2 separate regions of the Homo sapiens genome follow, and region 1 is linked to region 2. A link is an interaction called in ENCODE POLR2A ChIA-PET data of the cell type or tissue named here. Cell type or tissue: CD4-positive, alpha-beta T cell. All regions are shown on one strand. Each heading gives the region's core, and the rest is flanking DNA. Links, peaks and the distances in the headings are about the cores only.

What was found. Peaks named below come from ENCODE experiments on the same cell type or tissue, not always from the same donor. Only the 100,000 strongest peaks of a DNase experiment are listed, where the experiment ranks them.
Region 1: POLR2A ChIA-PET joins it to region 2 with 5 read pairs; 10 of 35 experiments call an interaction of 5 or more read pairs at or near these places.

Annotation. Positions count from the first base shown.
Region 1 is chr2:197,326,845-197,329,651 of GRCh38, reverse strand. No RefSeq gene overlaps it. Among named protein-coding and RNA genes, the nearest start is that of ANKRD44-DT, 17 kb to the right of the region's middle. In CD4-positive, alpha-beta T cell, for the core only: no CTCF peak of the experiment used is centred there; a DNase peak (open chromatin) is centred at 1,721; H3K27ac peaks cover 780 bases.
Region 2 is chr2:197,239,238-197,242,044 of GRCh38, reverse strand. The region is part of intron 1 of ANKRD44 (ankyrin repeat domain 44); the gene reads left to right. Among named protein-coding and RNA genes, the nearest start is that of ANKRD44-AS1, 43 kb to the right of the region's middle. RefSeq lists an enhancer at 2,336-2,385. In CD4-positive, alpha-beta T cell, for the core only: no CTCF peak of the experiment used is centred there; DNase peaks (open chromatin) are centred at 1,464, 1,874 and 2,394; H3K4me3 peaks cover 1,469 bases; H3K27ac peaks cover 2,379 bases.

The DNA.
Region 1 (2,807 bases), core at 162-2,661, 88 kb before region 2:
TGATTAATGACACTTTTGTTTTTTCCTTTCCAGACCTTATGCTAGCTTACTTCTTTTGAGGAATGTTGAGTAGAAGTAGTGATAGCAGACCAGACATGGTGGCTCACACCTGTAATCCCAGCACTTTGGGAGGCCGAGGAGGGCACATCACCTAAGCTCAAGAGTTTGAGACCAGCCTGGCTAACATGGTGAAACCCTGTTTCTACTAAAAATTCAAAAAAAAAAAAAAATTAGGTGGGTGTGGTGGCATGCGCCTGTAATCCCAGCTACTTGGGAGGCTGAGGCAGGAGAATTGCTTGAACCCAGGAGGCAGAGGTTGCAGTGAGCCAAGATGGCGCCATTACACTCCAGCTTAGGCAACAAGAGTGAAACTCTGCTTCAAAAAAAAAAAAAAAAAAAATGTAGTGAAAGCTGGCCTCCTAGCTTTGTTCCTGACTTTAAAGAAAATGCTTCTAACTTTTCACCATGAAGTAACAGGTTTGCTTTCAATTTTTGGTAAATACCAAATATCAAATTAAGGAAGTTGTTCTCTATTTTTCTACATTTACCTTTAAAAGTTGTTTCTTAATTATCAATGAATGCTGAGTTTATCAAATGCTTTTTTGATACCTATCGAACACCTATTGGATCGCATGTTTTTCTTTTGATTCTTTGACCATTGTGTATTATAGTATGAAAAATCATTAGAACGAATAATATCTATTTGTATTTTTCTTCTGGTTTTCTAATTTCCTTTCTCTTCCATGCTTTGGCAATTTGACATCTATTTAACCACATAAAGTTATCAAATTAAAATGAACTTCTTGACAATAACTATAGAGGATGTTTCTGACTGTGTCTGAGCTGAAACTGGTTAAGTGGTGTCAATTCACAGTACACCACAGGAAAGTCTGCAAGATCGTTCCTACATTCAGAGATGAGAGAGAGGGAAGTGCGAGGACAGTATACTGCTTGGTCTCCATCGCTTCAGACCCATGCAGTAGGTATGAATTCTCTAGAGAGACTATGGTATCCACATTTCTGCATGGACCAGCGCATAGCATTGGCCCTATGTGGCCTGAAGGGTTAGCAATGTCACTCAGCATATCAAAGATTTTTACAGGTTTGGCAGCACTGATGACTATTATGAAGAGAATATCTTTTCTCTGAGCTTCAGCAGAACAGTGGCAAGACAACGGGATGGCAAGGGGTTGCAGGGGCTCAGCAGACTCAGTAGGTTCCCAGCAAATCCCTGAGGGAGAGTAGCAGTTCCTAGTGTTGATTTATTCCTCAACACTTGTGAGACACCCTTATGACTTTCTAGCATCACTTAGGGTCTGGAGTGGAGGTAGGGAGCTCATAGCCAGGAACATATTTGGGTTTAATTGTTAATGTAACCTTAGGCTCTTGGGGCTTGAGGAATTAGGGCTCCATATCCCTACCTGCAGCATTCTAAGAGTTTTTTCACTTAAAGTTTTTGCATGTCAGTAAGATCTATTGTAGACCTTGCAGTACTCCTAAAGACTTACCAGAGACTATTTGGTGGATTTTATATTTGCCAGCTTATTTTTCACCATGGGCCATGCACTGGCAGTTACACAGCAGAGAAAGAGTAAATGTGAAACATGCAAGCACATTTCGGGACTCTTTTGCTTTGTTCTTAATTTCCTTGCAAATGCTACATCCAACCACCAAAGTGCCAGACAGTAAATCTTAATTCTTTCCTGTTTCTACAGAAATTGAGGGTGCTTTCCTATGGGTTCTATCATTGCTGGTTGACAGCTACATGTTCCACAGACTGGATGGAAAAACCCAGCTGTATCTTTGTGTCTCTGAATGTCATTAACTAATTTTCAAGTATTCAATGAAACCACAGATAGACTTGGCCAAGTATTTTTCCCCCTGAGTTTTGGAAAATATGCACATCTTAAAAAATATATTGCATATGTTCCTTATTTACTTACCACCAAATGTTCCAAATCTTGCATTATAGGAGTTAGAGACTGTCCAAAGAGCTCATTGAACCATTTTTGAAAATGTTCTTTTACAAAAACAGGAAGTCACAATATACCAAATGTCAAGTAACTTTGAATTTCAGAGGAGTTGGATTAGGTTCAAAACTTTTGAAATCATAAAGTTGAGCTGGTTCTAAATCAGAGTGTTGACTAGTCCCCTACTTTCTAATTATTTTTCCTCTTCTATGCTCATGTGTGTGTATGTGTATGTATATGGTACACACTTCTCATACACTCTAAAGTGCAATGATGAGAGGAAGAAATTTCCATGTTTTGATTACTTTAAATTTGGGGAGGAAGAAAAATCATCTTGTGGTTACAGACTCAGAAGTTCAGACTTGGTATTTCAGAATCAGAGGATATTTAATCCTCTATAAGCAGTGTGATTTCAGTCTTGTTGTCTGTCATTGGTTAAAGCCACTGAAACTGGGGACATTTACACTTAATAATTTACTTTAGAGACTTATTTTGGCTGAGCACAGTGGCTCACGTCTGTAATCCCAACACTTTGGGAGGCTGAAGCAGGTGGATCACCTAACGTCAGGAGTTCGAGACCAGCCTGATCAATATGGTGAAACCCTGTCTCTACTAAAAATACAAAAATTAGCCGGGCGTGGTGACGTGCACCTGTAGTCTCAGCTGCTTGGGAGGCTGAGACAAGAGAATTGCTTGAACCCAGGAGGCAGAGGTTGCAGTGAGCTGAGATCGCACCATTGCACTCCAGCCTGGGCAACAGAGAGAGATTCGGTCTCAAAAAAAAAAATGTATTTCACAGAGTACCTATTATGTTATTGAAAAAGGTGCTTTGTAAAG
Region 2 (2,807 bases), core at 174-2,673:
ATAATGCACCCTAGCAAGTTTTTATATATAGACTATTTTAAAAAAGATTAATCAAGACATTAAACCTAAAGGGAGATTTTTTTAAATGGTTTGGGAAGAAAAGCACAGTAATATGTATTTTTAAGATTAATATTGTACAAGTATTTTTATTATGTTTGAAGGTTTTTGGCTTATTTATTAGCAGAGGAGGAACTCTTTAAAGAGTTTCTTTTCCTCTTTCAGGCCACCAGCACTATGTAGTGAATCATTGAAATGATTCTTCCTTTTTATTCTCATGTTACTATCAAAACCTGGCACAATGGAGGCATATAATAAATCTTAAAGAACAATAAGTACCTCTACTTCTTAGAAAAAAGAAAAATCTTACCTTCTGAAACTTCTTATTTTTAAAAATGTTAATATAGATTCAAATGTTTTTTTTAAATTTTACATAACTTTTTCCAGATTGCAAAAGCAATACAAGTTCATTATAGAGAACTTGGAAATAGAATAATTAAAATTACCATAAACTTCTGGACCCAAGATAGTTGCTATTTAATTTTGATATATTTCTTACCAGTCCAGCATTTTTCCATGAGTATTCTACAGAGTGCTTGCCTAATATAAGATGTTCTGGTGAACAAGAGTTCAAGTAGAAAATCTATTTACTGTGCCCCTCTTGGAGATCCATGATGCATAGTGGCAGTATTAAAGGCTCTGAGAAGGTCTGCAAGAAAGAAACCCTTTGCATTATTTAATCAGTGTTTCCTAAGCTTATTTGACGACTAAGTCCTCTGTGTATGTATGTGTGTGTAGAATTTATTAGCATCCTCATACTTTGACAAATTTAATTCTATTTTCCTTTTCTTCTTTTAAGATGTTAGCTTTTCTGGGAGTCTATTCTGGTTATAGGACATTCCCCTTTAATTTTTCAGGGCCGATCTCTTGGTAGGCCTCAGAAAGAGGATGCAGAGCCAAAAAGAGAGAAGATGTGCCCTGGAAAGGAGGAATAGACTTAAAATGCATGATTACTGTGGGCTGCATTACAAGATTTTGCATACCCCCAGTCCAAAAATCAAATTTATTCATGTTCAGTAAGATGCTTCTGAGACTTTGCCAGCTGTGGATTATGCATTTGGGGAAAGCTGATGGAGAGGCCTTTGATCATAGGCTGGGTTGTTGTAGAACTTCCTGATTGCAAAGAGCAGACAATTACTTTTAAGAGAGGGTGTTGGGGGTGTGGGGAAGTGGGGAGGTAGCTATCGAACTGTGAGATTTGGTTATTATCTAGTATGCCATGTCCTTGGATCTGGCTTTCTGAGATGACTTTTGTTCACAGTAAAATCTTACATGTTGTGGCTAATAAAAAAAAAACTTGCTTCAAGACTGCTGTAGAGACACTGAATCTAAACTGGGCACCAACATTGTCACCCACAGAGAGAGACTTGCTAGAAACAAGTGAGGAAGCATCTCTAGCAATTTTGTGGAGGTTTTCTTTAAGCTTCTAGCAACTGTTGCTAGTGTCACTAGATTGCTGTTTTTAGAACAGTTTTAGGGATTTCCATCTTGCTTCCTACCCAGCTCTTTCTCTTAATTTTTGAAATGCCAAGAGCTTAGTGGTAGAAGTCTGAACAACTTTTTGTTTTTTTTAAAAGAAGGTCTTGGCTTGGCTCTTTTTTTTTTTTTTTTTTGAGCTGGAGCCTTGCTCTGTCACCCAGACTAGAGTGCAGTGGTGCGATCTTGGCTCACTGCAACCTCTGCCTCCTGGGCTCAAGTGATTCTCGTGCCTCAGCCTCCTGAGTAGCTGGGATTACAGGCACACACCACCACGCCCAGCTCATTTTCGTATTTTTAGTAGAGACAGGGTTTCACCGTGTTGGCTAGGCTGCTCTCCAACTCCTGACCTCAGGCGATTCACCTGCCTCTGGCTCCCAAAATGCTAAGATTACAGGCGTGAGCCATCATGCCTGGTTTACCTCTTGAATATATATATATTTATATCTAGATTTTCTTCTATAAACATTAATTCAACTATTCTTATTTTAGGAAATGTAGAAATTATATGACCAAAAATGCATATATTATAAGGGAATATATTAGAGAGATTTGCAGAAAAATGCAAGGCCCTTCATCTGATTGAAAATCTACGTTGAAGACATTTGAGAAGAAGCAGATTGGTTGCATTAGTTTTTACATAGGTGTTCACCTGGTCATATTTTTATGTTTTTCAGAGTATGAAATCCATTGAGATAGTGAAACTCCCAAAAACTAGTTACTAAAGCAAGAAAGGTATGCAATAGAACTGGCAGGTCTATAAAATGTGAAATGTTAAGTCTGCCTTTGGGACAGTGTAAATGTTGCAAAAATTTATCAAGATAGAAAACAAAAGTAAAACCAAGACACGTTGCAGAACTCAGTGACAGTTGGTTATCTTGCATTGAGTAATCTGTGGAAGAAACTGCTGACTGTTCCCCAATATCATCTTCCTTTCTTTATAAGTTATTTATGTTTCTCCTGGATTAAAGACTGTTTTTTTGGCCGGGCACAGTGCCTCACACCTGCAGTCCCAGCACTTTGGGAGGCCAAAGTGGGCAGATGGCTGAGCCCAGGAGTTTGAGACCATCCTGGGTAACATAGTGAAACCCCATGTCTACAAAAAATAAAATACTAGCTGGGCATGGTGGCTCATGCCTGTAGTCCCAGCTACTTGGAAGGCTGAGGTTGGAGGATTGCTTGAGCCCGGGTGGCCAAGGCTTCAGTGAGCCATGCTCTCTAGCCTGGGTGACTGAGACCATGTCTCAAAGAGAAAAAAGGACAATTTTTTCTAG